Linked DNA regions of Homo sapiens: all the other regions are linked to region 1. The links are chromatin loops, found by intact Hi-C in ENCODE. Cell type or tissue: dorsolateral prefrontal cortex. All regions are shown on one strand. Each heading gives the region's core, and the rest is flanking DNA. Links, peaks and the distances in the headings are about the cores only.

Region 1 (7,478 bases), core at 141-4,140:
GAGGCCGGAGCCTAAAAGTCCCTGGGCTGCCCGGGGCGGCGCGCTCGAGCCCCAGAGCCGCCGCAGCACCCCCGAGGCAGGAGCGGCGGGCGAGGCGGCGAGGCGGGCGCTGCGGCCCGAGCGCGGGTGCGGAGCCGGCGGGCCGCGGCCGGGACGGGACGCAGCCGGCGACAGAGCCCCGGGCGGGCGATGGGGCGGCGGCGGCGGCGGCGGCGGCGGCGGCGGCGGCAGCGGGCGGGAGGGGTGAGGCGGGGTGGGGTTGGGGGAGGAGGTGGAAAACCCGAGCTGGGCTATTGTATCAATTAAGAAAAGGCAGTCCGTCCCGGGACGCGGTCTCTCGGCTCTGGAGTTGCTGCTGGGGGAAGAAATGGGGAAAAAAGAAAGGAAGGCAAAAGGAATGAAAGAGGGGGAAAAGCAGGAGGCAGGATTTCAGGGCTGGTGGTTTTAAAAGCTTCTCTCAATGTGAATTTGAGTCCAAAGCGAGGCGATGCGTGTGTTTATATAGAGGCGGGAGGCTGCGCCGTGGGCGCCCCGCCAGCACCCCCCCGCCCCAACCCGCGCGCTCACAAAGCCGGAGGCGTGGTGAGAGGCCGGGCCCGCGGCCGGAGCTGGAGAGCGCAGCCCGGCCTCCCGCCCCGCCCCGGCCGCCCGCCGCCCGCCGCCCGCAGCCCGCCCGGGACCCACTTGTAGCCGCCGCAGGATCAAACTCAGTTCACCTCTCGCCTCCTCTTCTTTCTCGCCGGCGTCTCGCTGAGCCCAGCGCCTACAGACGGACGAGATGAGACACACGCGCGCGCACCTACGCGCACACACACACAACACACACGCGCACACACACAACACACACACCTCCGCACACACGGTGCGCACTCGCTTAGTGCCTGCTTGGCTTCTAGGCTCCTTCCCTTCCTCTTTTCCTCCTTCCCAGGTCAGCGGTCCCCTCCTCCAGCTCCGAGCAGTCCCTCCTGGGCCGAAGCCCCGGCAGCGGAGGTCCTGGCCGGACTGCCCCCTCGACTGGCAGGCGCCCAAAGCCCTCGAAACTGTGCCTTAGGGTCCCGAGCTTCCAACCCCCGGGATCCCGCTGGCTCTTATCTCCAGGGACCCCTGAGTTACCAGTCCCAATCCCCCTAAGCCAGATCCCCCATTCCCGATCCCTATATCCTCACACCTCCGATGCTAAGGTCCGCCCCCGCCATATGTCTCTTACCCTACGGAACCTGGAGGTTCTCCTGTCCCCGTCAGCGTCCCAGGCTGCTGACTCTGCAGCCCCTCCTTTCCTGCACATTGGGACCCCCCTCCCCTGCTTTTGTAGTCCCCCTCCACCGCCCGCAGCGTCGGGGAACCCCGATACTGGTCCGGCAAGTGTCCTGCGCGGGGACAAACGCGGCGGCCCCGGTACCCAGAGGCGGGAGAAGACGGGCACAAACGTTCATTGATACAAATGAGTAAATAAACATGCTGGGTGAGCACGGCCACCTTCTCAGCGCTGGCAGCAGAGGGCCCGGCGCGCGTGCCTGTGTACGGTGTGCGTGTGGCCCGGGGCCGCACCTGTGTGTTCGCGCGCGTGGCCTTGCGTCGGCCCGACGTCTGAGGAGCGACGTGGTATGTCTGTGGGTTTGTGTATTCTTTGTAGAGCCATGAGTGTGTCTGCGCATCCGTGCATCTGTCATCTGGCCTCTCCTCCTGCGAGCCTGTGTTAACATGGAGCTGCGTACAGCAACCCCGACATTGGTCTAGCTAATGTCTGCCCCTCTCTCTCCCGTGCATCCTGCTTCCCTCAGCCCCCCTTGGCTCTGGCGTTCACTCTCACACTCCCGGAGCCAGAGTCGATATCCCATCTTTAGTTTAGAGTAGTGTGTGTGTCAACGATACTAGACTCCGCTTTTAACACCTTGCCTGCACCCAGTACGAGTTCTGCTTTAGAGTTCACGAGACGAGAATGTGTGTGAGCGTCTAAGGTGCGCACAGATGTGTTGTCCCTCCCTGTGTGAGCGCTTCCGAGGCTGGTGTGGCAGGAGATCTAAACGCTGGTCTAGCTCCTAGCGCTGGGTCACCTCGGCTTCACTCTCTGCCCTGGAACCCCACCTGGTGGGCAGTTATAGTACTACAGATTCGGGGAAACAATTCCCTCTGCTCCCTTTCCGCACTCGCCCTTCATAGTGGGAGATCAGCTCCAAAGGGCCGGGTTGTAGGCTCCCAAAGCACCCCGCTCCTGTGTCAGTGACCTCAGACGTCCACCCCAGGATGCTTGGGGCCGGACACTTACGAAGGCCCTGTCAGGATCACTGTGGTCCTGAAACAGGGGGCTAGGAAGCACCCTCGAAGCAGGGTGGTTTCACAAAACAGTCACATCTGAACAGGGCACGTCAAAGTGCCAGAGCCACCCCACACCCTATCTGAGGATGAGGCTAACATAAAATGGGGTTGGGGGAGATTGTTAAGGTCTTGCTGGCTTGAAGAGCTCTAAGAATCTAGCCTGACCCCCAGACACAGCACTGGCCACAAGGTGGTGAAATGGGCAAGGTAACCCAGGAAAACTCACCTGTGGAAATCTCCATCTCCTAAAGGACAGACATGCACACAGCTTTATAGAGATGCAGATAGATGTACAGGCTGATACTGAGCACACACACACACACAAAGGATCATTGTCACAGTCACAAAACACCCACCTTCCAGCCACCAACCCAAGAGACCACAGGAGGTGTCTGCCGTGTGGGGATCACAGCCCCAGAAGTCCCCCAACACGCCAATTGCCTTCCTCCCATCCCCTCACTCCTGGGTGGGGGTGGCTTTGTGCCCTTTTGTCCTCCACTGCTCAGCCTCTTTTCCTGTTCAGGTATAGAGGAGGAGTTGGGAGGGTTGTGGAGGAGAAATTCTGAGTCCTTACACCCTGTGCCAAGTGGGATCCTGGGGAAAGTCTGCAGGGATGTCACAGCCCCACAGCAATAGTTGCTGGATTTCCTAATTAGAACCGCCTCTCTGCTCAAATCTCAAAAAGTACTTCGGAAAGATGAAAAGGAGAGCATGGTACTCCACTCTAAGACTTCCTGGAGGTGCTGTGGAGAGTGGGGGTGCTGAGGCCATGGACAGGCTTGTGAAGAGGGTGGCTAGGACAGAGAAAGCTCGGCAACTGTCTTTGCCAGTCAGATTCCATCAGAGGACTTTCTTTCATTAACCTCAGATAGACTTCTGACTCTGATCCCAGACAGAGCCCTGCTCCAAACCTCAGTCTAGCCTGTAACCCTGACCTAAAACAGACCTCTGAGTCTAATCCCAGAATGATCCTTAATCCTGGTCAAAGATTGACCCTGTCTCAAAGTCCAGACTGAATCCCAGTACTACCAAGTATCACTTTGGCTACAAAAGTATGACTGGCCCCTTGTAGACTGCCCCAAAGCTGCGGCACAGCTCAACCCCTGAGGCACTTGGGAGCACAAGTGTGTTCTAGGAGGGAATATTTGCCTCATTCTAGCCTTGGGATGATAAGCCTGTTGCCTAGTGGTCATCCCTCTCCCTCCGGGCTGGTTGTAGGAACTCCCAGACTGCCACGCCCCACCACACACACACACACACACACACACACACACACACACACACACACAGAGACAACTCTTTCCCATAGGCCCAGAGCATACCCCCAGGCTTCAGCTATTGCCTGCAGTGCTGCAGTTCAGGGCCTGCGTCACACGACCCTGTAGCCTTTCTGGCACTTTGAAATCAGTCAGAGCAGCCTGGGACATGAGTAAGGAGATGCTGGTTCAAGTGGAGCTCTGCCTGGTGACATTTGCAGTCTTTGGCAGAAAGGGCCTGGGAAATACAGAAGGTAGGCCTCAGGCACTCGGAATATGCAGGCAATGGGCAAGCACAGCCTCTGCACCCACTTCCCTAGCTCAGAAAACACTGCATACAGGGGCAGGTCTGCCTAAAGTCCTGCTGCTCACAAAGACACAAAGCTACACAGCGGTACTGTCTGCCCTGGACTTGCTACACCCAGGAGAATGAAGGCATTACCCCTTACAAGTCCCTTACATGCGTGCAGTCCTGTGTAGCCAGTAATTCTCTTCCACAGCTATTATATTTCAGTGAGATAAAATAGTGAGATAATACTATTTTTAGATATTAGATTTACTTGTTACATTTTGCATTGATGAGAAAACAGAGGGCCAGAGTCCCTCAATGCCCACTCCCGCCACACATACACACACACACACACACACACACACACACACACACACACACACACACTGTATTGTCCTGTTTCCCCTCCCACCACACAAGCACACATCTCCAGGAGCCATGAGATCCTGTCCATTCGGCAGCTTTCTCTTTGTTTAATGTCCATGCTTCTGACAACTAAAGCCGACAACAGAAGGAGCTGTCAATTTTACACTCAATTTTGTATAGTTTTGGCCTTGAATTTTTTCAATTGATGCTAATTTGCTTTTTTTCCCCTAAAATTATTTCTAATCCTTCCACCCGGAGCCAAACAGAAAGGGGGAAAATGTCCAGGATCAAGACGACCACTTGGCCCTACTGGCCAGGGAGTCCAGAGAGCAAAGAGACCAGGAGGCAGTGAGCAGGAGGCAGAGCCGTGTGTTCAGGGACCAGAAGAGTTTGCGAAAGCCCTCCCAGCCTCTGGCCTGCACCTTGGGCTGTCTAGCCTGAGGGACAAAGCCCAGGATTTCGCCTCAGGGAGCTCTTTGCTCTTAGTCCTGTCCTGCCTTGCTGGCATGAAGGAGTCCTTGGAAAACTCAGCTCTCGGCTCCTTCTCATTCTTCCCAGGGCCTCGGGCTGGCTCCCTTCTGTTCTAAGTCTTCTTGGTACACTGCCTGACAGTGGCGGGGCCCTTTGCCTGCAAGATACCAAGTCCCATGGGGAAACGACATTTCTGAGGAGCTATGGAGGAGAGGGACCTGGGGCGGCAGGTCCTGCCCAGACCCTTCTCCAGAGCCAGAGCAGAAACTGTGACTCCGGTGGGTCAGGGATGCCGCTTTCCCCTGGAACCCAGCTTGTGGCCCCAGATATTCATCCCGAGGCCCAGGTGCCTACCCTTCCCCCACTTCGTGCCCTCCCTCCAGAGCCGGCGCCACAAGATCGGCAGCCCCCATCCAGTGCCCAGTCCTCAAGGGCAGCTTAGAGGGCGCTCCCTGCCTGTGCCCTGGCTGTTCTGACAGGGGCTGGGATCCCTGCTGTCCAGGCTGGGTGGGGATAGGGGTGTATGGTGGCACTCAACCCAGCTCAGCTTGGAAATCACCGCGGTACCAGGAATTCTGCCTTTAGGGGCTAAACTCTTCTCCTCCCCCCACCCCTTGCAGCTTCAGGGGCTCTGAGGCTGTGTAGAGAATTCACTGACCCCCGAAAACCACCGCCTGCCAGAAACCCACCCAGCCCACCCGCGCCTTGGAGAGGCCATCCTGCTGTTTCAGTGTTGCTGAAACAGAGCTGGGTTCTGGGCTCTGTGTGTTTATTTCCTAAAGGCTGGCTTCTTCTCCTTCTTTGTTCCTTAGTGCCACTTGCTCCCACCCCACCCCCAGGTATCTTCGGATTTTGATTTCGTTTTGTTTTAGATAACAACCACTATCCAGGCATCTCTACCTGGCAGAGCCAGATGCAGGCACAGCCTGGCCCCTCACTCCCAGCCCCTCAGAGAGGAACAGTGAGGAGGGAGCCCCTCACCCACTCCTCTGCAGCCTTCTACGAAGGCGGTGGCCTTTGGGAAAGAACTTTGCTTCTTTCCCCTTTGCCTGAATATGAAACAAGCCTCACGTCATACCTCATCTCAGAAATCTCAGCTTCAGAGACTTGCCTCAAAAGGAATTTTCAAAAAGAAGTGGAAATACCCCCATCATCCCCTGTCAAAGCCCCAAACTCAGTCCTTTTCCTCCCACCCCACACCCAACCCCAGTGAAAGCAATCCAAAAAAGGACTTGCCAATGGAGAGGACGGGTAGGTGCGAAGAACGCAGCTGACAGCTGTGTCCAAATCAGCACGGCCTGGAAAAGAGTAGCCTGCTCGGTGGCAATGGGACACCGGCAGTGCCCCAAGCTGGCTGTGGCTGGCAGCGACACTGCTGCAGTGATGGCGTTCCCTCAGGCCCGGGGAGCCAAGAGCCCTTTATAGCCTGAAACCTGCCCTGGCACCGCCTACTGGGCGGTTGCAACGAGGGCCTGCAACTAGGGGAGTCTCTAGGAGCTGGGAGGGCATTCGTCCCAGGACCCCAGGGCCAGGGCCCCACACACAAGAATCTGGGATTCAACCTCCTCCCACCAAGGCAACTGTATGTCCTGGTATGTGTACGAGACTGTGTGTGTGTGTGTGTGTGTGAGTGTGTGTGTGTGTGTGAGTGGGCATGTGCTCGTGCTTAAACGTCCATTCAAAGACCTCAGATCTCATTCCCTCATCCTCTTTCTCTGGCAGTAACAGTTTTTGAAAGGATGGGGAGAGCAGTGTGTTTCTGCTCAGTTTATCAAATTACACTCAGTGACAAAGGACTGAAGTGCATTTTCTTGAAGGCTTGACAATTGGGATCCAGGAAGAAAAAAGAGGCATGACAGAGAACCCAGAGCTTTTGTCGAAGGTAAAACACGGATATGAAAAGAGGGGGGTGTGGTTGGGTGGCTTTCAGTGAATTTGTCTTCATGTTGCTTGGTGTTAAAAACTGCTTCCCCCCACCCTCCACCCAAGCTACAAACATCTCACAGATCCCAGAAATTGCAAGATTGTTGATTTTTAAAAGGAACACTGTTCATTTTGGCACAGGCTGAATCAGACAAGCTGGGGCACAGCCTCCTCCCGCAGGGCCCCCAGGTTCTCTTTCCAGCCTCCCATGCCAGGGAAGCCTCCTCTGAGAGGTCACTTACCAAGATCCAGTGCCCTCCATACTGCTCACTTCAGTCTGTCCAGCCAGCTTCTCCTTAGGGGTACAGTTGGGACAGGAATGGGGTGGGCTTCTCCCTGCCATTCAAAGTTCTGTCCTGCACTTGAACTCCGAGGGTTGCTAGATGGAGAAGAATGGACTCTGGGGGCAGGTTTGGCCTGGAAGCAGAGCACACAGGGGCCCTGGACTGTTTATCTCAGAGGTTCGCATTCTTTGGGAGCAGAAGGGAAGCCAACAACCTAAGTGACCAGCCTCAGGTGCAGAAGGCTAAGAGGAAAAATATCCCCTTATCTAGAGCTTGGAGACGATACCTGAAGCAAGTCCACCCTGCCTGCTGTTCCCAGCTGGCTTTTGTTCATAAGCCCACCACAGGCAGACCAGCCAACTAACCAGGAGCCTCGCCCAGAGACCTCAGAGAGCAGAGTCAACCTGAGAATCTAGTTGGCAGAGCTCTCCATTCCCAAGTCCAAAATGCTACCAAATCACTTCCTCTCGCCTGAGGCTGAGACTCCTGCCCACCGCCTCTCAGGAGATGGAGAGGCAGAGCAGAGAGGCTGGGTGGTGGCCTGCCTGAATATCTACCTTTCTTCTCATGCCT
Region 2 (6,184 bases), core at 1,736-5,735, 550 kb before region 1:
TATGCTCCCCTCTGGAGACGGCATTGGTAGGGCAGTGGCACTGGTCTGCGGAGACGTCACACTTTCCATCCTGGCCCCACCCCCTCCCCCAAATAAACATCCCTTGAGCTTTGAGGGCACTGCCCAGGGCTTCCTCAGAGGCCACTGGCTTCTGAATGAAAGGCCCGATTGAGCAGCTGCTGGAAAGGAAAACAGCAGCCAACATGGGTGAACCTATAAAACCCAGAGTGTTTATTTTCACTCCCAAACCCTAAACCAAAGCAATTTCTCCCCTGGAACTGACCCTGGGGCGGCTGGCGGCCGGAGGCTGTGCATGGCCACCGGCTGGCATTTCTCTGAGGAAACTCATGTGTGAATCCGGAATGTCTGGGGCCAGGGGAGGGCCTGGCACAGTGTCTGTCACTGGTGCAGCTTCCAGCTGCCTGCCGGGTGTCTGGGGCAGAGAGGGCCCTCCTTGAACCACTCTCCCAGTGCCTCTGACCTGTGGCTCTCTGGGCCTTTCCCCGGGGGCTCCTACAGCCCTCTGCTGTGCTCTTTGCTTCTCTCTATATGGTGGGTCTCGGGGCTGCCCGGACATTGGGGCCATGGCTGCTCCTTCTCCCTGGTCGAATATTTGAGGAGATAGGCAGGGGTTGCCCAGAAAACACTTGTTGAATAATATTGAACTTGGGAGAGGGAGGCTGTCCTAGAGATATTGCCATCCAGACGGCCTGAGGGTTGCACCTTAGGTGGGGTTTGAGTGTATGGCTGGGATATCAATTCTCTGGACCAGTGGAAGGGCATCTGTGGTATGTGCTTGTGTGTTTATTAATGTGTGTGCCCTGTGCAGCAATTAGTCATAAAAAACATAAAGTGATACTTAATTCAGTGACTTCTTTTTTTTTTTTTTTTTTTTTTTTGAGACAGAGTTTCGCTCTTGTTGCCTAGGCTGGAGTGCAATGGCGCTATCTTGGCTCACTGCAACCTCCGCCTCCCAGGTTCAAGTGATTCTCCAGCCTCAGCCTCCCAAGTAGCTAGGATTACAGGCACCCACCACCATGCCCAGCTAATTTTTTGTATTAGTAGAGATGAGATTTCCCCTTGTTGGCCAGGCTGGTCTTGAACTCCTGACCTCAGGCGATTCACCCGCCTTGGCCTCCCGGAGTGCTGGGATTACAGGCGTGAGCCACTGTGCCCGGCCAGTTCAATGACTTCTTTTTGTTGTTGGGGTGGGGTTCCCACTGCTTTGTGAACATCTGTTGTATGTACTGGGTTTGCTTTGAAATGAAAGGCTATGACTTGAGAGGACTTAGAACACGTCACCAACACCACACCTAGCTCCGTCCTGCCCACCCCTTTGGTGTGGAGTGGGTAGCATTGCTTCCCTGAACGGTAGCCTGAGCTGAGTTACTCTTCATTGTAGATTGGTGTTTCTCACAGGGAACCAGGGAAGAAGGTGTCAATTTGGCCCCCTCTGCCAGCTAAGAACTGCTGTTGTGGTTGGAGGGATCATAAGCTCTGCTTGTAGAGCTGCCCGCCCAGATGGAGGACCCTCAGGCAGCTCTATCATGAGGTCACCACGTTCCATTCCAAGGGATGACCCTCAGCTTAGGAGGGGCCCAGAAATCCCTCTTTGAGGCCCTCCCAGGTCACTGGGCTCAGGCGGTCCAACTTGGCTAACTGAGCCAATGAGAGATGGCTGATAGACCAGATGCCACGTCATTTATTAATTTACAGGGGTGAGTACCTCTCAAGAAAGTAGAAGGTCCTGTGCCCTCTTTGCTGGCCTTACAGCTCCAGGTAAGGTCACAGTGGTGGGCCAGGTAGGTGATCCTATGGGATGGTCCTGCCAGACCAGGCTGCAGTGAGGTTTGATGAGCCGGAGCTGCCCACAGCTGGGGCCACGTCTTGATGACCGGTGCCTTAGTTTCCCTCAGATTCAGACTCAGTCCTGGGTGGTGCTGGGGATTTCTTGCTTTTGGGTTTCCCAAGTCTGAACTCCAGTCTTCCTTCCCAACCCCTTTTTAAGCACAGCTTTTTGTTAAGGTTGGCTCTGGCTGGGGCAATCCACCAGACGAGCTTAAGGAGGTGTTTTCCAAAGTGCATTGGAGGCTTGTGAAATGCTCCACTTAAAAAGGGTTCCTGAGTAAGAGAGACTGGGAAACACTGCACGCTTCGGGATTTACAATGCACAGTGGCATATGAGAGGCTCTGAGGCGGCTGCAGGGAGGGAGCCTGTTTAATCTGTTTAAGCACTCATTAGCTCCCCAGAAAACCCACCACTCAAAGAACACATTTTGGGAAACACTGATCTACAGGATTCCGTCCAAATTGCTCAGCAGGAATCCAGGACCATTTGTGATCTGCCCCTCCTCCCCTCCTGCCTCCACTGTCCCCACTGCCCTGGTGCTCCCTTCATCCCCTCAGCCAGACCAATGGCTTGCTGATCCCCAAGTGCCTAAAGTCTTTGGTGTGTTTACCCTTGCCATGCTTGCGCCTGGAATGCCCCCTTTTCCTTGGTCTGCACGGCCTACCTCCTCATCCTTGAGGCCTGCTTTGGGAAGCCTGACTTGGTGCCAGCAGGCGACATCAGGTGCTCCTCACCCCTGCCCCTGTATACTCCACTATTAAGTAGCACATCACCTTGTATTATACCTGTTTAGGTTACAATTTCCAACCAGTAGTCACACTCTTAAGAGCCTGGATTATGTCTCATTCATCTTCCTATTCCTAGCACTGTGCTAACCTCCCACAGGATAGCCAATCAATAATTGTATAGTGAATGATGCATACAAATAACGCAAGAGTGAACGTCTTTGTACATACATCTAGCTTTTTGGTGAATCTGGATGACTCCCAGGAATATGGGAAAAGGGTATAAATGGTTTTATGTTTTTCAGGGCATAGTGCCCAATTGCTTTTCTGAAGGGTTGCTGAATTGCTTCCAGCAATAAAGGAGAGTACCTATTTCATCAACTCTTTGCCCATACTGGCTTTTTATAATTTTGAACAATTTTTCTTAATTTTATAGGAAAAATATTGCTGGAGTCTAGTTTTAATTTGCGTTGCCTTGATTATTGGCAGGCGATCCCACCCTCTCTGAAGGGCCCTTTCCTATGAGGTGGCATGGTGGAAGGAGCACTGGACTAGGAGTCAGGGGGTCTAGTACATACGATCATGGCCGAGCGACTTGGTCTTCCTGGGGAAAGCTCCCTTTTAGGAAAACTGGGGTGATACTTCCCACTCTGTCCCCGACCCTGGTGGTCTGAGTGGTTGGTGGGAAGGCCGAGGAGGAAAGCTTAGTGTATTGTGAACGCAGAAGGTCCTCCCCGGAGCTCCAGGAAGGTTGGAGCAGCAGGGCTCAGCCCGAACAGCCTGGTGCAGGGCTCTGGATCCAGCTAAGGAATCGTCTGCCTGAGGCCTGGTGATAGGTCCCTGACTCCCTTGTGGTGATGCAGTGAGGTAGAATCCTTGTGTGCTCATGGCTGGATCCTCCCTGGGGCAGCCGTGGTCCTCAGAGCTGCAATCCAAAGTGCTTGCCTCAGCTAGGGCACGATGTGCGCTGCATATGGCTTGTGGGTGTGGCCCTGGGGAGAGCCCTATGCTGTGATGCACACGCAAAACCCAGCCCCTCACCTTCCCCTCCACCGCTTTTTGGGAATCTGCCTCTCCCTCCTCTTAGCTTTCCTGGAAGAGGGATTTGTCTGTGAGTGTGTCTGGCTGTCCTTCATCTGACCACCTTGCTCTAGCAACACCCCTACTCCCCTTTTTCCTTTTTTTTTTTTTTTTTGAGGAGTGGGGTCCCGTGCAGGGAGAGGCCAGGCCCCTGCACACAGTAGCCCAGTGTCTGAGGCCCCAGGCCTCCAGGCCTGCTCTTTACAATGCCTTTGTTGTGTGTTTTTTCCTCCCATGGGCGGGTGGGGCACGTGTGTAGGTCTGGGTGATTTTTGTTTGAAAGCCACCCCCTCCCCGTTCTCCCCCCAGCGCTGAGCTCATTGCCTGGGCTGATGGGGCTGCTGGAAGGAGTCAGCCTGCTCGGGGGCCAGCGTGGGGGGTGCTGCCAACACCAATACAGCGTGCACAGCCGCTACAATGTGCAATTGTGATCTTTGTGTAAACGCGGTCGGTCTGGGGCCCGCATGCTTATAAAAATAAAGCGTAGGGAAGCACGGGGCGGGGCGGGAACAAAAGGGGCTTTTTCGCTGGCTCTCTAATATGGTTTTATTTATCGGAATGCGCCCTCCTTTCCTTACTGGAACCTGGAGAGGTTCTCTGCCGAGCTTGGAGCTGATGGTATCACAGCCAGACGGTTTCATTAAATGCACAGATGCCTCTGGGCCCTGCCAGGGGCAGGACGGAAAGGGCTCAGGGCCGGCCCTGCCAGGTCCAGTGCATGGAAAGGAGAGCCCCATGCCAGAGAGGCTCCCACCAGGTAGGGGTGGGCAGTTCTCTCTGGCTCCTTCCCCTGCCAAGGGCCTCCCATTGCCCTCTTCTGTTCCACAGAATCAGGCTCAAAACCATTTTCCTGCAGGAAGTCCTCCATGATTTGTGCCTGATGGCTGTCAGGCTGATCCCAGGCTGGTGGCTGCCTTCTATTAACCAGACCCAGCATTGCTCAGCCAGTGGGTGGCCATGGCTGAGTCCGCCCCTTAACTTAGATACCTCCTGCTCTTAAAATCAGCTCTTTGGGCAACAGGTACAACCTTGGATCCTGCTCTCTCCATCCCTTGATGGGTTTCCTGCCATTGCCCACCCCAACCTTCCCACCTCTTTCCTGGTCACTCCTTGCCAGCCCCTTTCTCTGCCACCTGTGCAGTGGCCATGGTGTCCCATTTGGTCTTCTTGTGGCCAGGGAGCCTGTCTTGCTCTTCTCCCCTTTGTGCGGAAGCCCTGTCTCCCCATCCCAGCCCCTGGGTTGTGTTTGAACCTGCATCCTTCTGAGGCCAGCGACACAGAGGCCATTACCTCTGAGGCCACTGAGGCCCTCTTGAGGTCACAAGGGGAGTGAATGGCAGTGCTAGGGCTGGACTGTGGGGCTCAGAGGGCACAGGCCATTGCAGGATGGAGTAGGGTGCCAAGGGTATTGAGTGCATGGTTAGGCACTGGGTTCAGCCCTCAAGGTGACATCCCATTAGGAGAAGCTGAAGGGAGTCCCCTTCTCCAAGCCCTGTGTTCCTCTCCCAAGTTATATGCACTCAGACCCTCTCCTGCATTGGTTTCCAAAATGTGGTCCCAGAAGGCAGCATGAGCATCACTTTTAGGAACTTGTTAGAAATGCACATTCTCCAGCCCACCCCGGCCCTGCTGAATCCGAGTCTCTGGGGGCAGCACCCAGCAGCCTGAATGAACCTTCCAGATGATCCTGCAGCATGCTCACATTTTCAGAACCACTGCCCTAGAGTCTGCTCTAGTGACACCAACTTGCCTTTGGGACAAGGTAGAGGGAATGAGTTGTGGCTGGGTCCCAGGGTGGCGTGGCCAAGGCTGGCAGGCTGGAAAGGAGTTTGGGGGTAGCAGGGAGCTGCAGGGGCCTTTGGGTTTCTCGCACACCCCTACTGCTAAATAGCTGCTGAGTCTGTGCACTTCCCTTTAGCACCCCACACCCATCTAAGCCACCATTATTCCTCCCTGGACCACTGCAGTGACCTCAGAACTGGTCTCCCTAGACCTCATGCTCCCTCCAGTCTGTTCTCCATGTGGCAGCCAGAGTGAGCTTGCTGAAACGCAGACCTAGCCACGTCAGTCTGGTGGCATCCCAGAGCTCACAGACACCAGCAGCTCTGCTCTGCTTCCCCTTCCTCAAGGAAGCCAGATCCCTCCCTAACACATTTCACTGCATTTTATGTCTATTCTTCAAGGCTCTGACCCAAATTGTAATTTTACGTTAGCTTGTGTGGATATTTTATATTTAGTTCAAATTGTATTCTCAGCCCCTAGCACCTAGCACCTAGCCTGGCATAAAGAAGGCACTCAATACATGCTTGCTGGATGAATGAATGAATAGATGAATATACCATACAGGCACTCACTTCCCCCAGCTGGACCCTGCTTCCAGCAGCCACAGCTCAGGAAGCGGCAGAAAAGGGGATGCTCTCTGGATCTTGTGCCCATTTGCCAGGACCCAGGCTCCATGTCCCCACCGTGGCCTCCAGCTGGCCTCATGGTGGGGCTAGGAGAGCCCCATAGGGAAGATGCATCCCAGCAT
Region 3 (6,184 bases), core at 1,736-5,735, 540 kb before region 1:
ACATGGTGGCCCCTAGACTGGGCTGGGGGTGCCCCTTTCATGGCTCAGGGCCTTGGTTCTTCGTGGTAAACTGGCCAGCGGGACTGATAGACTGAAGTGGGCTTGAGGATGGCTTCAGCTCTGGTAGGGGAGAGAGCTTCACTTGTTCTTGGGGTCTTCTTGGTCTGGGCTGGCTTGATCAACACTCTGCACACCTGTAGAACCCATCTCTGCAGCCGCCCCTGGTCTGCCCTGCATTTGAAGGGAGCAAGACGGGAGCTGGTCAAATGTGGCTTCCTCTGATTAGGCTTATCAGAGTCCTCCATCAACCCTAGGACAGTGAATCAGGATGTTCTGGTGGCACTTTCAGTCTACACCCCATCTGCCCAGCAGTGCTGAGAGGCTTCCCAGTTGCAGTGAGGGTCGCAGCACCCTCACTGAGAATTACTGTCCTGGAGAGGGGGTGCTGTGCCCCTCAAGTGGGCTGGACCAGAAAAAAAGTTGAAAACCAGGCTCAAGAGCTGGCAGAGACCTCAGGACTCCTGCCTGGGAGATGATCAGAGATCCCTTAGGACCATAGGAATGGGGTATGTGGGGAAAGGGTCATGTAGACGGGGTTAAGAGAGTCAGAGTCAGGTTATAAGACGTTTCTGGAGCGTCTTGGGGAGATTTTCTAGAGACCTTGAATTAGGCCCTAAAAATGGGTTAGATTCAGTTGGCAGTAAAGAAAGCCCATTGAACCAGAGGGAGTAATGAGCAGGCCTGGGGAGGACCCAGGGTCAGGCTAGAGCAGGCACGGGTGCTAGGAAGGAGGACAGTGCGTGTTGGATTCATTCCTTTATCCTCCCATCCACCCACTCTTCTGTCTTCACCCTCCCTCTTCCCCTTCAGTTATCCATTCATAATCATTTATTTGTTGGACGGGGGAATTCAGCTATGGTCCCTGTGTACAGAATTGCTGGTTTAACCAAGGACACAATCAAATGAACACGTGGAGATAGCATGGGTGATGGATTGATGTGTCTTTCTATGGGAATAAGTGTAAGTTGCTATGGGAGCTACGGGGGTACTTAAGCTTGGGGCACCAGGAAAGATTTAAATGGACACCTGCTGTCTGAATAGGAAGTACAGGAGGAGTAGGGGTAGAAGTGCATTTCAGACAGAGGGACCACTGAGCTCCAAGCCTCAAAGCTAAAAGAGCATGGTGCCTCCTGCAACCTGCTAGCATTCAGAAGGGCAGGGGTTGCGTGTGTCCCAGGAGGTGGTTCATCACTACTTGGGGTCATCAAGGGGAAATTTATCTCATGAGAGACATGCCCAGAGAAGGCAGCAGGAGCTGGAAGATTAGAGGTCTTGTGGAGGCTACTTTGAAGAGTCTGCACTTCATCCTGAGCAGATGGGAAGACATTGGAGGACTTGAAACAAAGAGTGACATTATTAGAAAGCCTGCCTTGGCTGCAGATTGTAGAACGCGTGGGCTGTTGGGAGAGGGTGTCAAAACCAAGTGAAAGGGGGATGCTGGTGAATCCAGGCAAGAGAGGGTAGTGGCTTGCACTGAGCAAAGGAGATGGGTGGGCGGGCGTGAGAGATGTTCAGGAGACAGGATTACCAGTGTTTGGTGATCAGTCAGGCAGGGCGATGAGGGGCAGGAGGAGCCAAGGGTGGCGTGGGAGCTTTTGGCTTGGTTGTCTAGATGGTGGGGTCAGACTTGAAGAGAGCAGGTTCTGAGGGGGAAGATGAAGAATCCAGTTTTGGACAAGTTCAGTGTGAGAGGCCAGTAGGACACATTAATGAACTAAGCAGTAAGATATTGGGGCTTAGCAGAGATGTTTGGGAGCAGAAAGTCTAGGAGAGGGCTAAGGAGCAGATCAGGGCTTGGTGGAGGAAGATGGGAAGGCTGCAGAGGAGGCTCAGCAAACAGGGTGAGGGCCAGCAGTGTGGATCCAGAGAGACTGTTTGGGAAGGAGATGAGGTTAGCTGGCCAGATGCTGCTGAGGGGGTGAGAGAGAGAAGAGCCCACGAGTGTCCTTCGGGTAGGGGACTCTGGAGACAAATTTCCGGGGAGGGGTGCTGAGGGCAGAAGCAGGGTGCACTGGGAAGCAGGTGGTGTGGACATGAGGGAGGAGAGGTAGTGGATGGAGACAGGATTAGAGAGAGGAGAGGAGGGAGCCTGCAGAGAGGAGGGCGCGGGTGGATTTGGGAGATGGGGATGTCTTTAAATTGGGAAGGAGCAGATCCAGGAGATAGTGTGAAAAATTGGGGAGGAGCATTTGGACGCATGGTCAGAGGGGGAGCCACAGAGGCAGGCAACCCTGGGAGGTGGCAGGAAATGGCAGGGAAGAAGCATGTCCTGGGACCCCTGGGGACAGCACGGTGGACAGAGATGGCCTTGGGATGCATGCTGTGGCCTCATGCTGAGGAAGCTGCCTGGACACACCTCTAACCACTGTCTCTGCCTGTCTCTTCCTTCTGCCTCCGCTGGGCCCGACGCTCCGCAGCTGTGTGCTCCTGCCTTCTTCCTCCAGGGCCTTCTCCAAACGGTATTGGAGCTTAACCTTCTCCAGGTTCTTGTTCCCCTGTCCTCAGCAAGCAGGCTCCTGAAGATGCGGAGCCTGGTCCCCAGCCTTTAGAGAGGAATGTCATCACCACGGAGCTCGAGGGAGCCCCGAGGGACAGACCGAGGAAATGAGGGATAAAGTGGATACTGCCCAGCGTTTGGGGGCCTAGAGAGGAAATATTCTGGGAGGAATGTATTCATGAGTTTTCCTTAGTGATTTTAAGAGAACAAGTGTATGAGAAAGATTGGTCTTTCTGCCACTCCACTCAGGGGATCCTGGGGCTGTTCCCTCCCTGATGGTTTTTTTTTTTGGCCCCTCTTTGTCTTGGGTTTTTGGCTCTGGGTCCATATTGGGTTGGGCATAGCCATAAGGGGCCATGAACAGACCACAAGCAGGCATTCAAGTGCAACCCTGTCTTTAAAGAGGACACCCTGCTGTGCTGCCACCTGCAGCTGGTGGCCTTGGAGTGCCCAGGGAGGACATCAAACTGGGGGTCCCCATAGCAGCCAGGTCACTGCAGAAGCTGTGTAGGCCCTGCCTCCATCCTCCAAGGGCACCTTTCATGTGGACTGTGACATGCATAGCAGCCCCTGGAGCTGTGCACTGCAGCAGCCCTGTCCATCACCCCTGCTTATCAGACGGTCAGGAATGCAGGTGCTTCCTGCATCATGTCACCTGCATTGTGGGTCTGGAGGAAAATGATAAGTTTTTTTGCTTTATGCCCTGGTGACTTAGAGATAGTAATAAAGCCAGTGTTGCTCTGAAAGATGCTTCTAATGGCTCAGCTCTCTTGAAGTCACCCTGGGGAGATCAACACCAACACCAATGGCAAAAACAATGGTACTAACAACAATTCTAGTAATAGTTACAGTCACAGCCATTTACTAAGCGCCTCCTGTGTGCCAGGCGCTCTTCAGATGTGTTCTCTCATTTAATTCTCGGAGCAGCTTATCTCAGATCTTCATCTGAGAATACTGAGTCACTGAAGTTGAGTAATCTGTCCAAGGCCTAATGGCGAGGAGGTGGCAGAGCTGGAACTAGAGTTGAGGTCTGATTCTAGGACTAAGCTTCCAACTGCTGTAGGTTGGGGGAAACATGGTGTCATCAGGGTGTCGCTGCACAGGAGTGTGGCTTGGGTTGGCTGTGAAGTGATTCATGGAGGTGGGGGGAAGCTGATATCTTTCTCTGCTTTGACTGCTCCCACCATCTATGGCAGAGCGTCTGTATGGATGTACCATCCTCGCAGAAGGAACCCAACAGAAGTCACTTGGAGAATGAATCCAATGATTTCATTGTTTAATAAATGAGATTACATGAGGCAAGCTCTGTAAAGTGTCTATCACAGTCCTTTTAATTATAGTTAACATTTCCGGAGTGTCAGGCCCTCCATGTATGGATGTGCAGGTTGGGCACTGCACAAGGACACTGTGTCTAAGGGGCTGCATTTCTAGCACAGACACCATATACTTGTATTTATTATAACAATTTCCCAATAGGTGGCAGTAAAGTGTCTTGTTCTAATAAACTCAGAAAATATGACAACTTTCTGACATGGAAGTAAAGAGTCTTAAGCACATTTTTCTCTAATTGTCACAAAGACACCACATGGGCTAATAGTCCTGTTGAAGGTTTACATGAAGCTCTAAAGGTTATACAGGTATTAACTTCCTCAACCCTCACCCTAACCTTTAGAGGTTGACAACTTTTGCTAACCATTTTATAGATGAAAACATTCAGCTATAGGAGGTGAAATAATTTATTTAACGTCATACATAGTGGAGTTAGGACTCACACCTGTGTTCCTAACTGCTGTTATTGGTGGTTAACTATCTAAGGCAGTACCTGCCTCCCTTGCCCCACCTTGCTTCCTCATGTAGTTCTTTGTGATCATTGAGGATTCCTGCCCAACTCTTTCTGGCAAACTCTTAGTAGGCCAGAATTGACACACACTTGCTCGTCTCTGTAGTGGAGAGAGACCCTCCCCAGCAGTGTGCTTTGGTGCTCTGGGGAGCCCCTTCTCCCATTGCTCAGTTGTTCTCTTTCTGGCTCACAATGCAAGTATTCTGTCCTCACAGGGGACAGGCGTGAGAGGTGGGGGTTTGGGGCTGGAAGGTGTCTAGGGGTGGGGAAGAAATACCAGGACAGATGATAACCCGGAAGGGTCTGAGCCAGGAGGCAGGAGAACCAGGCTGGCGGGCAGGCACATGGTCCTCTCTGGGACTGAGAGGGGCTGAAGTGGATCTGCCAGGATGGAATAGGCAGTGTGTGCACGCATATGCTGTGTGCGTATCAGGGAGGGGCAGACCCGGAGCAGCTCAGGGGGCATCAGAGCCTGCATTATGGGAGGAGGGGTGACGGGATTCAGTTGGAACAAGGTGACCTGAACCCTGGATGAAGGTGCTGGAATTGTGATCCTGGAGAAGATGATGCCTGGCCGAAACTGACTTAGCTTTTTCGTTTCTGCCTCCCTGTTTGTCCACTTCTGTCTTTCCTTCTCTGTTTCTCCCTGCACTTGGCATTTCTTTCTGTCCTATCTGTCCTTCTCTCTTGTCTTTTTGCCTTGGTCTTCCTTCCACCTTTGTCTCCATTCTACCTGCTGTCCACTGCAGTCTGAGGACACAGACCTGCCCTACCCACCACCCCAGAGGGAGGCCAACATCTACATGGTTCCTCAGAACATCAAGCCAGCGCTCCAGCGTACCGCCATCGAGGTGAGCCGTCCGGGCCTGGGCGTGGGGGCTGGGAGCAGCCTGCCCTTCCCCTTCCTGGCCCCAGCCTTTCCTGGGGCCCGGGGCCTTCTGAGCCACTCTCCTCATTCTGTGTGCTTAGATCCTGGCATGGGGCCTGCGGAACATGAAGAGTTACCAGCTGGCCAACATCTCCTCCCCCAGCCTCGTGGTAGAGTGTGGGGGCCAGACGGTGCAGTCCTGTGTCATCAGGAACCTCCGGAAGAACCCCAACTTTGACATCTGCACCCTCTTCATGGAAGTGGTGAGCCCCACCTCCCTACTGTCCCCTTCCAGAGTCCTGGGGCTAGAAGTTCTACATGTCCCCGAGCAGCCTGGGGCTTGTGCTCCAATTCCCTGCGGGATCCAGGGTAGGACCCCTCACTTTCCTGTGAACATGGGGAGAAATGCTCATACCCTCCTCACTGGAAGGGTTCAGGCCTCTGAGTAGGACAAACGGGGCCAACCTGCTCCTCCTATACCCAAATCCTAGATCAGCGAAAGTCCCAAGGAGACATCCCCTGGCTGTTGTCCCTCTGGGACAGGTTTCAGTCCCCTGGAGCGCCCTTGGGGACCTGCTAGGGCTTGGCTTTCCAGGATTCCTCCAAACCTTTTCTGACCATGTCCTCCCCCAGCCTGGGCCCCCTCAAAGGAGCTCACCCCCACAGCCCTCAGGCCCTCCAGGCCTCTCCACCTCCCTGGGATGCCTAGACCTAGTGGCCAGAGTAAGGCAGGTCTGAGGAAAAGAAAATGGTTTGCAAGATGAAAGCGCTGTAGAAATTCCAGGCCCAGTGGCTGTCAACAGAAGCCTCCTCTTGGCCGAGCCAAAGCCGCCCCTGAAGGAGAGCATATAAATTATTTCAAGTTGTGTTCAAAGTGCTTTTGGGGTGTGTGGGGGGAAGAATCTGGGTCTGTAAGCCA

What was found. Hi-C counts contacts between places; a loop is a spot of excess contacts. Peaks named below come from ENCODE experiments on the same cell type or tissue, not always from the same donor. Only the 100,000 strongest peaks of a DNase experiment are listed, where the experiment ranks them.
Region 2: a loop joins it to region 1, with 4 times the contacts of the local background. A loop is called at or near these places in 19 of 110 quality-filtered maps.
Region 3: a loop joins it to region 1, with 2.7 times the contacts of the local background. A loop is called at or near these places in 51 of 110 quality-filtered maps.

The regions. Positions count from the first base shown.
Region 1 is chr2:72,148,447-72,155,924 of GRCh38, forward strand. No RefSeq gene overlaps it. Among named protein-coding and RNA genes, the nearest start is that of CYP26B1, 4.3 kb to the left of the region's middle. RefSeq lists a silencer at 2,731-2,906. In dorsolateral prefrontal cortex, for the core only: CTCF peaks have their summits at 2,074 (motif pointing left) and 2,273; DNase peaks (open chromatin) are centred at 615, 1,495 and 2,085; H3K4me3 peaks cover 2,274 bases; H3K27me3 peaks cover 1,015 bases.
Region 2 is chr2:71,592,251-71,598,434 of GRCh38, forward strand. All of the region lies in intron 32 of DYSF (dysferlin), which reads left to right. Among named protein-coding and RNA genes, the nearest start is that of DYSF, 130 kb to the left of the region's middle. RefSeq lists enhancers at 1,827-2,326, 5,771-6,184. In dorsolateral prefrontal cortex, for the core only: no CTCF peak of the experiment used is centred there; DNase peaks (open chromatin) are centred at 3,484 and 3,991; H3K4me3 peaks cover 607 bases; H3K27ac peaks cover 4,000 bases.
Region 3 is chr2:71,606,099-71,612,282 of GRCh38, forward strand. DYSF (dysferlin) reads left to right here. Exons shown (of 56, transcript NM_001130987.2): 37 at 5,147-5,248; 38 at 5,367-5,528. Among named protein-coding and RNA genes, the nearest start is that of DYSF, 140 kb to the left of the region's middle. In dorsolateral prefrontal cortex, for the core only: CTCF peaks have their summits at 4,021 (motif pointing right) and 4,223; no DNase peak of the experiment used is centred there; H3K27ac peaks cover 1,780 bases.